2 separate regions of the Homo sapiens genome follow, and region 1 is linked to region 2. The links are chromatin contacts, found by Hi-C or POLR2A ChIA-PET in ENCODE. All regions are on one chromosome and are shown on one strand. Each heading gives the region's core, a stretch centred on a gene start or an enhancer-like site at or near the end of the contact. The rest is flanking DNA. Distances are from core to core; before and after follow the strand shown.

Region 1 (6,074 bases), core at 1,334-3,833, 61 kb before region 2:
TGAGCTTGCAGTTAGGGGAGTGGATCTAGAGAAAATTGTCCAATGACACTTACAGGCTGATGAGCTCTGAGCCACAGTTACAACCTGGGAAAAGGATTCAAGAGGTATCACTGGCTATTTGCTATAGATTTCAGCTCCCAAAGCCATGAGCCCAGGTCAGAATGGGCCTGGAAACCTAAAAGAAGGCAGATTGCGGGCAGGCTGGAAGGATGCAAACTACCCTATGTCTTTACCCTATATGTTATCAATTGCAATTCAAAAACAGATTTGGGGGAAAGCCCTACCACATCAAATGTACACACTGATAATAATACACACCCTAATCTCATAAATACTAAATAGTGAAAAACATATCCCCTGAGAATTCACCATTTATTGGGAACTTAAACTTCATAGCATAATATCTATAACCTCATTTTATTCTAGTAGCAATCCTCTGTGGAAACCCACAGGTTTGGAAACCTGCCTCAGGTTACCTGACCATATTAAGTGGTAAAGTTGGATTTTAAATGGGAACTCAGTGTCCTCTAACTGGGATATGTATCAAATTCCAGAGGGTAATTAGGCAAAAATAATAATCAGGAAACCAATTTCCAGATCCTCAACTTGCATCGGCCTTCTTCCCTAAAATGGAGTTATCTGAGAATAAGACTGAATTAACACACTAAGGCTTTTTCCGTTTTACAAAAGAAAGGGGACCCAACGTGGGGAATGACTCCATGAATAATTCCATAGCTCACAGGGCCTCTGCATCCTTGTACTGGTGGTGAGAATAATAACAATTTTTGGCCGGGTGCGGTGGCTCACGCCTGTAATCCCAGCACTTTGGGAAGCCGAGGCGGGTGGATCACGAGGTCAGGAGATCGAGACCATCCTGGCTAACACGGTGAAACCCCGTCTCTACTAAAAATACAAAAAATTAGCCGGGTGTGGTGGTGGGCGCCTGTGGTCCCAGCTACTCGGGAGGCTGAGGCAGGAGAATGGCGTGAACCCAGGAGGCAGAGGTTGCAGTGAGCCGAGATCGTGCCACTGCACTCCAGCCTGGGCGACACAACAAGACTCCATCTCAAAATAAATAAATAAATAAATAAAATAACAATTTTCATTTAATGACTTTGTTCTTCATTCCCCCTGCTCTTGGGGGAGAATCCTACAAGAGCAAAAAAAAAAAGTATAAAATACGAAAAACGGCTTTTTCCATGTATGTAAATGTGATCAATAAAATACTCTGAAGCATAAGAAAATAATATGTCAGGATAAAAATCTGTGAAGGAAGTAGGAATAGTAATAAGAGTTCCAGGAGATAAAAAGAAAGATGTAAAATTCCTGAATGCCAATCAGCTTTTTCATAAATTTTAAAATGGATGATAGGGGCTACCAAATTGTCGATGTTACATTCCACTGGATCCATTTTAAAGTGTGAAGTCACAGTAGGTTTTAAATATCAATATTTACAATAAGCCAGAAACCACAGTTTTTGCAGCTACTTAACTTTTGAACTTCATTTTTTAAATGTGCTGGGGGTAGACAGTGGATAGCTTTACAAAATTCTGTTAGGGGTACATACATAAACAAGTAAGGCATGGGCCCTACCTGTCTGACGACACTCTCTCTGCTTTTTCCACTTCTCTAAGTTGGCCTCTAAACAGCACCTTCTCAGCACTTGGGTAATAATGACATCAAAAAGCAATGAAGGCCAGGTGCGGTGGCTCCTGTCTGTAATCCCAGCACTTTGGGAAGCTGAGGCAGGTGGATCATTTGAGGTCAGGAGTTCGAGACCAGCCTGGCCAACATGGTGAAACCATGTCTCTACTAAAATTACAAAAAAAATGAGCTGGGAGTGACGCTGCATGCCTGTAATCCCAGCTACTCAGGAAGCTGAGGCATGAGAATCACTTGAACCCCCGGGGAGGCGGAGGTTGCAGTGAGCCAAGATCGCACCACTGCACTCCAGCCTGGGTGACAGAGCAAGACTCTGTCTTAAAAAAAAAAAAAAAAAAAAAAAAGCAAAGAAGAAGTAAGCAACTCCCCCTCCTCCCATATCCTAGGAAGTACAGAGAAAACTATTCTATATGGGTTGAGCCCCTATTATGGGGCAGGTCCTATTTGGGGCATTGAATTCATCTGTCTTTATTGCTCTAATAGGGACACTATCACTCCCATTTTACTGATGAGGAAATGGAGGCTCAGAGGAACACATAAGCTGTTTATGGACTTACAGCTGCTACAGCTTACAGCTGGTAAGCACCAGAGCCAGGATTCAGCCCAGCTCTGGCTTAATCCAAAGCCAGTGCTTCTCCATGATATCATCCATGCTGCCTCCAGAAATCAGAGCAGAATTAGGGGCCACCTTGGTTTTATTTTCTTTCTCTGATAAAAGTGAAGTAGGGCACAAGACCCTGCCCAGTTCTTTTCCTACAGGCCTTTGAACATTCCCCAGCAAAGTGAGAAGGGAAAGCTCAGGGCTACCTCCAGTGCTAGCGCAGAGGGCGGGAGTATCAGCTGGCTGGCTGGAGCTGGCCAAGCCCCTCCTCTCCTCCTCCTGCTTCCCCCTCCATCCAGGCTCCACCGGGAACCTGTCCCAGACGCCTACCCCGCCTGAGCCAGAGGAAGGGAGGAAAACAATAGCAAAAACCAGGACCCTTCGGACTTGCCGCTGAATGGGGATTTTCGTCGGATGTTGAGTTTACCTGGAATGCCCCGGTGTTATTTTGGGAAGGCAGACATCCCACGGAAACAATGAAGTGGAAAAGAAAACAGCTAAAGCAAAATCTAGAGCCCAGTTTTTGCCAAACCAGCCCCACGTGGGCTGGGCAGGCTCTGGAAGCCCAAGTCAGGCCGATGAAGAGCGGCTGAGGCCGTGGGGATCTGGTTTACCAGGAGGGCACATGGAGGATGCAAGAAAAGGAAGAGCCGTATTCAAGTCCCCACTTCAGTGATGAGGCAGAAAGACCCTGCGCCTGACCACGTGGGAACAGCCTGCAGTGAGCGGTGACGCCGCCTGGCTTGAGCTAAGTGCTGGGCTCCACCATTCATTGGCTGAGTGACCTTAGGCAAGTCACTTAACCTCTCAGAGCTTCCTTATCCTCATGTAGAAGATGGAGGTGGGGCGCGGTGGCTCACGCCTGTAATCCCAACACTTTGGGAGGCCGAGGCGGGTGGATCACCTGAGGTCAGGGGTTCAAGACCAGCCTGGGCAACATGGCAAAACCCCATCTCTACAAAAAATACAAAAATTAGCCCGACGTGATGGTGCGTGCCTGCAGTCCCAGCTACTTGGCAGGGCGAGGTGGGAGGATCACTTCAGCCGGGGAGGCAGAGGCTGCAGTGAGGCATGATTGCACCACTGCATTCCAGCCTGGTCAATAGAGCGGGACCCTGTCTCAAAAAAAAAAAAAAAAAAAAAAAAAGGCAGTGGGAGTGGGAGTGATTTGCTTTAAAGGAACAGAGGAAAGATAAAATATATCTCTATATAATTATATACATTATATATAATATATTTACATATTTTATATATATAAATATATATATATATGTCCTTAGATATAGGTGTATATTTTCATATATAATTGATGAGAATTATAGATTATAGAGAGCAGTCATCTGGGAAAAAGTTTACAAACTGCTATCAGGCACTGGAGAGAATTTACTCAGGAGAAAAGGCCTAGGGAAGAAGGAAAGAGATAAAGTCCACTGAGCTAGCAGGGGCTGAAAAGGGAGAAGATCCTTCGAAGCTCCCTGTGCATGGTTTGACTTTGGTTTGCAGCACCAGCTCCTCCCATGCATAATATTACATAGTATTCTGGCTCTCTATGGCCCCTGCAAGACATAATTTATTTTTAGGGATTTATTGAGAATCTGTTGAATGCATTGCACCACGCCAGCATGGCAGGGAATCAGGAGCTAAGTCAAAAGGGTCCCCAAGAGCTGCTTCCTGGCTGTCACCAAGTCCTCAAGCCGCTGAGCTCACCTTTTCCTTTAGCGTCCGGGTCAACTGCCTGGTGCTCTCTTCCCACTTGCAGTCAGAATTTCAAGCCTTTTTTCATCCTCCTGTTCCAACCCCTGGGAATTCTGCAGAGCAACATGTCTCCCAATCTCATTTCTTGTTTAGACTGGGAGAATTGTGATAGACACCCTCATAGATGTGTCCCCTGCAGATGTCGTCTGCTTTCCATGCGGCCTCATCCCACACATGATGTGTCCCTCTCCCCATACTCCCTAAAGAAGCACTGACCCGAGACAGCTGACGGAACCAACATTTACCCTTTGGTAGGAGCAGGGGATGACCGATGACTGTGAAGTACAGGAGAGGGAACAGTTCACACCACTGCCCTGTGCTTCCTTGGCCAATCCTCCTCAGGGACCTCCTCTGCCAGCCATTCTAGTGCTCCCGGTTCCACCCACTGCCATGTTGTCCACAGACACTGTCTCCTCTTCTCCCCTCTTCCAGACTCTACCATCCCTCAAGAGGCAACATCATCATACCTCTTTCCTTTTGACCTTCCAAGGACCCTTGGAAGTTTCTGTTAGTCTTTTATATGGAGCAATTCAACCCGCCTTTGCTCCAACCCTCTCCCATCAAGGACTCTTCGGTGTAATTCTTTGAATCCTCACAGATACAGAGTGAATGGAAATCATTCCATTAAGCCACCACGCTGAAAGAAGCTCCTTTAGAGGACATAGGAAAGGCAGTGGAGAAAGGGCCCTACCGAGTACCAGGCACTGTGCTTGGCCCTTTGCACATACAGTCTCATTTCATTCTCCCAACAGTGCTTGAGACAAGCATTATTTTAATCGTCATTTTATAGGTTAGAAAGAGAGGCACAGAGAGGTTAAGCCATCTGCCTGAGTCAGCAAGTGAGGCCCAGGCTGTGCCTGGTGTGGAGGTTGGGAGAGAGTGGGCAGGAGAACATTGCTTTCCATTACCAAATGGGCCATCATTTCCCAGAACAGTTCTGACTGTGGTCAGCTGGTACAAGCAACAGTTTCCAGTCATTCCACACAGTACTGTCCCCAAAGGTACAGACGCCAGACAAGTGTAAAAGCCCAGGCATGACTGTGGGCTAAGGTTGGCACCTTGGCCAGCCTCAAATCCCCATGGGCACATTGATGTCATGGAAGGCAGGTTCTGCTCTTCAGTGGCTCCCAGCGACCTGGCTGATGACAACGTCTTGCCTTAGTGTGTTAGTGTCCTAGGATTGCCTTAATAAATTGCTACCAACTGAGTTGGCTTAAGACAACGGAAATATATTGTCTCACAGTTCTAGAGACTAGAAGTCCAAAATAAAGGGTGACAGCAGGGCCATGCTATCTCCAAAGACTCTAGAGGAGAATCCTTCCTCACCTGTTCCAGCTTCTGTGGCTCCTGGCATTACCTGGCTGTGGTGGCCAAATTCCATTTCTGTCTTTATCTTCACAAGGCTTTCCCCTGTGTGTCTCAAGTCTTCCTCTCACTTTTTTTTTTTTTTTTTTAAATAAAGACATCAGTTGTTAGATTTAGGCCCCACCTGAGAGATCCTTAGGATCTTATCTTAAGAATAATGTTAATCCTTAATTACATCTGCAAAGACCCTATTTCCAAATAAAGTCACATTCATAGGTACATGGAGTTAGGACCTGGACGTGTCTTTCGGAGGGACATGGTTCAACCCACCATGCTTGGTCTGGGGTTACTTTAAAATCCGGGCTTGTTGGCTTTGTGGCTTAAAAAATGCTAGAGAGGAAAGTTCCTGAGGCAAGTAAAGGGGAAGGATTGCAGGCCCAAAGTCACGGCAATGGAAAAACCATTAGCAGCAGGAGGCAGGAAAGCCCTCTGGAATGCCTTGCTACTGTCCTGCCCCATTTCTCACTCCTTCTCTCCTTGCAACATCCCAGATGAGAAGAGAATGAGCCATGTGTTTCCTGAAACATCCAGTGGCCTCACCGGAGAATCTGCAAGAGCCGGTAAACCCAGAAGCTTGGCCGTCCATTCCTGGAAGCAGACATTGTGTCTTCGTCCACCAAGCCCCTGGCTCTCAACACTCACTGTGGTGGCAAGAACATGGCACCTTGACCCTACACAGTTCTTCCATTTT
Region 2 (5,481 bases), core at 1,726-4,225:
CAAGGGAGTGACAACCTCTGCAAGGAGGAGGCTCCTACAAACAGAATTTAGCAGAAGTAAGCACTTCATGCAAAGGCCCGGCATCAGCCAGCACTGGAGATGTCTGGTCACCATATAAATATCCTGAAGATGAGCTTTGGCTCCACTCTAGAAACATCCAGAGTAGTCCCCTGAAATCTACCAGCTGTAAAGTTCCCCAGACTCTTGGAGATTGCCTGGTAGCCATTTCTCAATAGAGATAACTGGGGGTGGGGTAGAGGTAGGGAAGTTCCAGTCTGCAAGATCTTTTTCTCTTCAGTGGCATCTTTCTAGGCTTAGCCCTGGCAATCACTCTGAGAGCTAGAGTAAAAACAGAAAATGAAAGTCTTGGAGAAGGGGCAAGACCAAGAAAGCAGAGATGCAGAGTTGTGTGTCCAAACAACAAATATTGGGAAGGACAAAATGAGCACGAGTTGATTCAGGACAGGCCTTCAGGGAGTGGCCACAAAAGAAATTTGGGGAGCAGGCAAGAACACAGAGATCTTCAGGGGAGCTGCCTTGGGAGAAGGGATACCCAAAACTAGGGACACACCTCTGAAGAAATGTCTGTGAGTGGGAGAATGGGAAAGGACATTGCTCAGGTGGTCAAAGGACCTGCTGAAGTCAAGTCCAATCTGACCTCTGTTGAAGCCTGGGGAACCCAGAGAGGAGGGTCCCACTTGCTCAGCAGTCAGAGATGTCATGAGGGAAAAAGCCGCACCTAAGGGCAACTAGGAGAGGACGAGAGGGAAGGAGGGAGAGCTGACAAGGTGTGCGGCAGAAATTAAAGGAGGTGCTAACCACCAAGATGGAGTCCAGGCCTTCTAAGAAAGAGCACTTTGATTTGTTACAAGGGATTATGGAGAAAGATTCAAGAAATTGAAAAGGCAGAAGGAAACCTTCTCTTTAGGAACCATTTGGCCGTCTCACCACAGAGGCTGTTCTCTTCCTCCTATTGCCTGATTCCTCCAATTTTAAGTACAAAAGTATGCCAGCATCACAGATTCAGAGATCAACCCTGCCTCCTCATTTTGCCAATGAAGATACCTATGGTCACGACAAGATCTGGCGAGCCAATGCCTCCTTCCCAAATTCCTTCCACTTCTTCATCAATGACCGGCACCTGCAGGGTGTGAGTCACTGGGCTGATGCTTCTCTGTGCCCCCATTTTTGGAATCTGAGTCTCCTGTGGTATCTGCCTGAGTCTGTGCCCTTAGAGATTCCCCAATCTCAGCCTCTTACTTACATGAACCTGTGTCTTCTCCAGTCGTTGCATATCTGTGTCGCCTAGGTTCATGAGTATGCATCGGCCTTTGCCAGCTATAGTGAGCCTGTCTGCTGCCATCACTCGCTGACAGCTGAGAAGCCTGTCCTGGCTACCTTGAGAGGGTAGACTTTTGTTCTCAGGCCCACATGCTCCCCATCTTCTCTCAGGGTAGGCATGTGTGTGATTGGGTGCCAAAAGAGTGGGGAGACATGTTGGAGAGCTGGATAATATAGCTTGCAAGCAGCCACTAAGACCTGGTCCGGGGTCCCTACACATTTGAAGACACACAGATGGGAGTGATGATCATGCATGGGTGCTGGTTATATTCTGCCCCAGTCCAACAATGGAACTCTCTTGAAACTGTGAAACATGGATTCCCTAGAGTTCTGATTTATTATGGGTTTACTGCTTAAGCCAAAAGTTTTTGTCACTTTGAGAATAGGTTAAAGGTTAAGAGGATCAATAGGGGGCCCAAAAGGATGTTTAAAACAGGTTCCATTAAACCAAGATCCCATACAAATCCAAGACAAAACCCAGAAATGAGTCTTAGGGATGAGAAGTAAGGCTTCACAGGAGGAGCTGGTTTCTGTCTGAGGGTGATAAGCTGCCAAATCCTTGCTCCAGAGAAGAGAGTCATGGGTTCCCAAGTGGCCTGTGAGTTGGGATAGAGTCAAGGCTGGAGGAAGGGCTTTAAGAAATGATCTTACAGCCAGATATGGTGGGTCACACCTGTAATTCCAGCACTTTGAGAGTTCGTTGCAGGAGGATCGCTTGAGCCCAGGAGCTTGAAACTAGCCTGGGCAACATGGTGAGACCCTGTCTCTAAAAAAAATAAAAATAAAAAAATAAAAAAAAAAAAAAGAAATGATCTTTCCCCAGGCCCAGCATGAGGGCCTTGACTAAATCTCTAGATTCCAGAGACTCCATCCTTTGTTCTTTAAAAAGCTGAGTGACTCTAGTTCTCCCTCCTAGACTCTCTAGATGCTACTTATTTCTGTTCGAACCAAAAAGCACCTATTAAGATCTTCTTCTGAGCCAGGCACGATGACTGGGACGTAGGGGTATGGGAAGGTAAGTTGGTTTGATGCTTGGCTTCACAGAACTTAGAACAAAGTCAAGAGAAGCCCAGCTGCTTCTCTGGAAGGAGAAGCCTCAAAATATGTTGCCCAAAATGCTGAGGCCCACTCCCCCACAAGTCTGATTCCAGATGGTATCAGAGCCGCTCTCAGATGGAAGCAGGGAGTCGTTATCTGGCTGGGTCCCTCCCATTTCCCACTCTGCAGTCATTCATCAAGTGGCTGCCCAGAGCCCAGTGCAGAGCTGAGGCTGGTTCCTGGCCTCGAGAGACATTCCTGGTCTGGATGTCCAGTCAGCTCAGCTTTTCCTAGTGAAGTAGGGGTGGGGTCGTATCTGTGCCACCTGTGCCTCCTCAAGTCCTTAGCATGCCCCCAGGGAAGCACAGGATGCTTCTCTCCATTTCTCTTTGTTTAAAACTTTCCTTAATGTCAGGGGATGGGGGTATTGGATGGACCCCCAGGGGGCTTTAAAAATTGAAAGCCAGTCCCGGCCAGGGCCCCCACCGGATGGTGAGAGAGCACAGGAGGAAGCAAAAGTGCTTGTGTTAACAGAATGTCATTTCCCAACATGATTCAGGCCCCGACGCGAGGCAGGAAAAGGAGAGCAAATGCCTTCCCATTCATCACATCGGACACAGTTATTTTTAGAGTAGCACCAGCTCAGCGCTGGGTTCCAAGGGCCCTGCCGTGGAAGGAGATGAGGCTGGGCTGATACAGTCAGTGAAGAGTGGAAATCTTGCAGGCGTGTGTGTGTGTGTGTGTGTGTGTGTGTGTGTGTGTGTGTGTAGGATAAACAGGAGGGGTGAGCAGGCAGCTTTCCTCCCAAACTGCAGACCCTGAGCCTGGCTCCTTATGTGAGCATGAAGGAAATTGGGTGTGGAAGTAATCATCTGAGGAATTGTTGGGGGAGAAGAAAGGGAGACCCTCTTTGCCTGGAACTGAAGTGGGCCTTTGGCTTAGAAAGGGTCCCCTCACATCCCCACTCTGATCTGACCTGCCTTTTCCCAGGCACTCCCCAGGCTGAGGGCAAAGCAGCCTCATCCTAGACTGGGTAGAACATTGGCTGACTGCAGGGGTTCTTGGCTTCACTATCACAGCCTTACAAACATCTGGCCAGCATGAACGCCTCCCTCCACCCAGATGCTGATGGTGAGCTGGTATCTGAGAAATGGATTCTGCTCCAATCAGCACCTCCATGCCCATTTTCTAGAAGGAGAGTCTTAACTGGACATGGTAAGAGAGTCCCTTTTTGCAAGGGACAGATGAAAGGCTTCCCTTCTTTTTCACCCATTTCTGGTCTTCTCTCCTCTCTCAACCAACTGAAGGAAAAGGAAGACCTGAGGTTGAACCCGGCCCTGAGACAAGATTGGGGTCAGGATGTGGTCCCAGGCTGCCTTTCTTCCTAGGCTGGATTCTTCCTTCTCCTTTCATCTTAAATACACTGCCCTCCTGTTTTCTACCTCTGGAGAGTTCTTGGCTCTATAAAAGATGAATCAACTATCTGGCCTGACCCTAACTAACATAAGCAGTCACAGCCTAGGATGAAACTAAGGCCCTCTTTCTTTCCACAAGGCTTTCTAGATGTGCTTCAAGGTCTATGGAAATGCAGTTTATACTACATGGGTCTTTAAGGGCCTCAGATTTGATTTACTTTCCATTAATAGCTGAACTGTCCCTGAGGTTCTGGCCAGTTTTAAACATTCTTACTGGCAAAGGGGATTAGATAGATGACTTCCTGCACAGTCATTGGATGGATTCCCATAAGCCAAGGCTAGTGGACAGAGCATCCCATAGCAGCAAGTCACTGCTACTGCCTCCACCAGGAAAGCAAAAAAAGCTCATGTGAAGTTTTGATGGGGCTGCCAGCACATTGATAAGAAATCTCCCTGATCCCTGTGTTAGCACCCACAAGGTGGAGAGCTTATCCGCTTTGCACAACAACCCAGGTGAGTAAAGGGATCGCAAAGTAATGAAAGGGGAGGCATCTGGTTCATTTATTTTTACCAATATTTTTTCTTCTGAAGACTTATTACAAAGATGGTCCAGTCATCATTTTAGCAGAAGCAGACAGGTAAGGAGGAAGCAGTATTGTCTGGGAAGCCAGGTGCACCAACCCAGCTTTGCCACTAATCTACATCCCAACTGTGATGTCGAATCAGCCACCCACCTTTCTGGACCACAAAAGGAACGACTTGAACCAAATGAACTTGAAACTCCTTTCCAAAGTACCATAAAACAACAATAACTGGGGAGATGGAGGAGCTGCCTGGAGAAGTTAGTCCTCACACTGCTGCTTGAAGCTAACAGATAGTAGAATAATCCTGGCTGACAGTTACTGATCTCCTAACCAAATGCACATCTCATCATCAGCCGTCACAACAACCCTGAATAGTAGGTATTATTTTCCCATTGTACAGATGAAAGAACTGAGGATCAAAGAGGTTAAACCAACTGCTAAAGGTCAGTAAGTGGCAAAAGCAGGCTTAGGCCTACGTCTTTCTGATGTTTAAGCCCATGTGTTTTCTGTCCTACCATATTACCTCTCAATGGATCAAGGAGAACAATGTCTGTTTGTCTGTGTGTGTGTGTGTGTGTGTGTGTGTGTGTGTGTTTGTTTTTCTTATTATTGAGCATCCTTTTTAAGGTCTGTCCCTTCTCTATACTTCATTTTTCCTTTCCATAACATTATTTATTATTATAAAAGAGCTGCAATTCTACCCACCTTTTGCTGTGCTGGAAGAAAAATGTTGATAAAGTGCCTAGCCCCATATGCCACCAAATCAGAGTCTTTTGCAAGTCACGACCAGATGATCTCATCTGAAAGCTTCTGTGTGTGTTGGGTGCTTGCAGTTGAATAGGATGAGTCAGATGTCAGCCTACTTCTTTTCCAAGCACCTGAAACCCACCAACTTCCTGCTCTTCTTTCCTTTGAAGCTCTGTGTTTCGTTGTGCTTGGGAGTCCCTGGAAGGGCCAGACTGTTTGTCCAGGTTCAACACAAGGCTTGGGGTACAGTAGGTGGAGGTACCAGTATATGTTCCAGTCTCTCTGCTAAATCATTTGTCCCTTTCTCTTTGGCTCACCCTGTTATTTTCAAAACCCATTACCCACTTTGCATTAGG

Evidence for each region. A loop is a pair of places that touch in the nucleus more often than their neighbours do. ChIA-PET counts read pairs that join two places held with the same protein, here RNA polymerase II (POLR2A). Pooled maps may share reads with other maps.
Region 1: a loop to region 2 is called in a map of heart right ventricle, with 3 times the contacts of the local background. The contact joins the promoter of LINC01936 here to the enhancer-like site in region 2. A Hi-C loop is called at or near these places in 12 of 168 maps with a recorded cell type or tissue (cardiac septum, heart left ventricle, heart right ventricle and 2 more) and 17 of 50 pooled maps. POLR2A ChIA-PET finds 5 or more read pairs at or near these places in 3 of 52 experiments (activated B cell, activated T-cell and naive thymus-derived CD4-positive, alpha-beta T cell).

Annotation. Positions count from the first base shown.
Region 1 is chr2:30,344,063-30,350,136 of GRCh38, forward strand. It overlaps LINC01936 (long intergenic non-protein coding RNA 1936), which reads left to right and starts at 2,584. Exons shown (of 2, transcript NR_122048.1): 1 at 2,584-3,053; 2 at 5,875-6,074.
Region 2 is chr2:30,405,141-30,410,621 of GRCh38, forward strand. No RefSeq gene overlaps it. Among named protein-coding and RNA genes, the nearest start is that of LCLAT1, 39 kb to the right of the region's middle. RefSeq lists an enhancer at 5,044-5,481. Within about 2 kb of position 2,976, at least 12 of the 41 ENCODE cell types and tissues checked have a DNase peak (open chromatin) inside an H3K27ac peak, as active enhancers do; they include heart left ventricle, heart right ventricle and left ventricle myocardium inferior, where a contact is called at or near this core.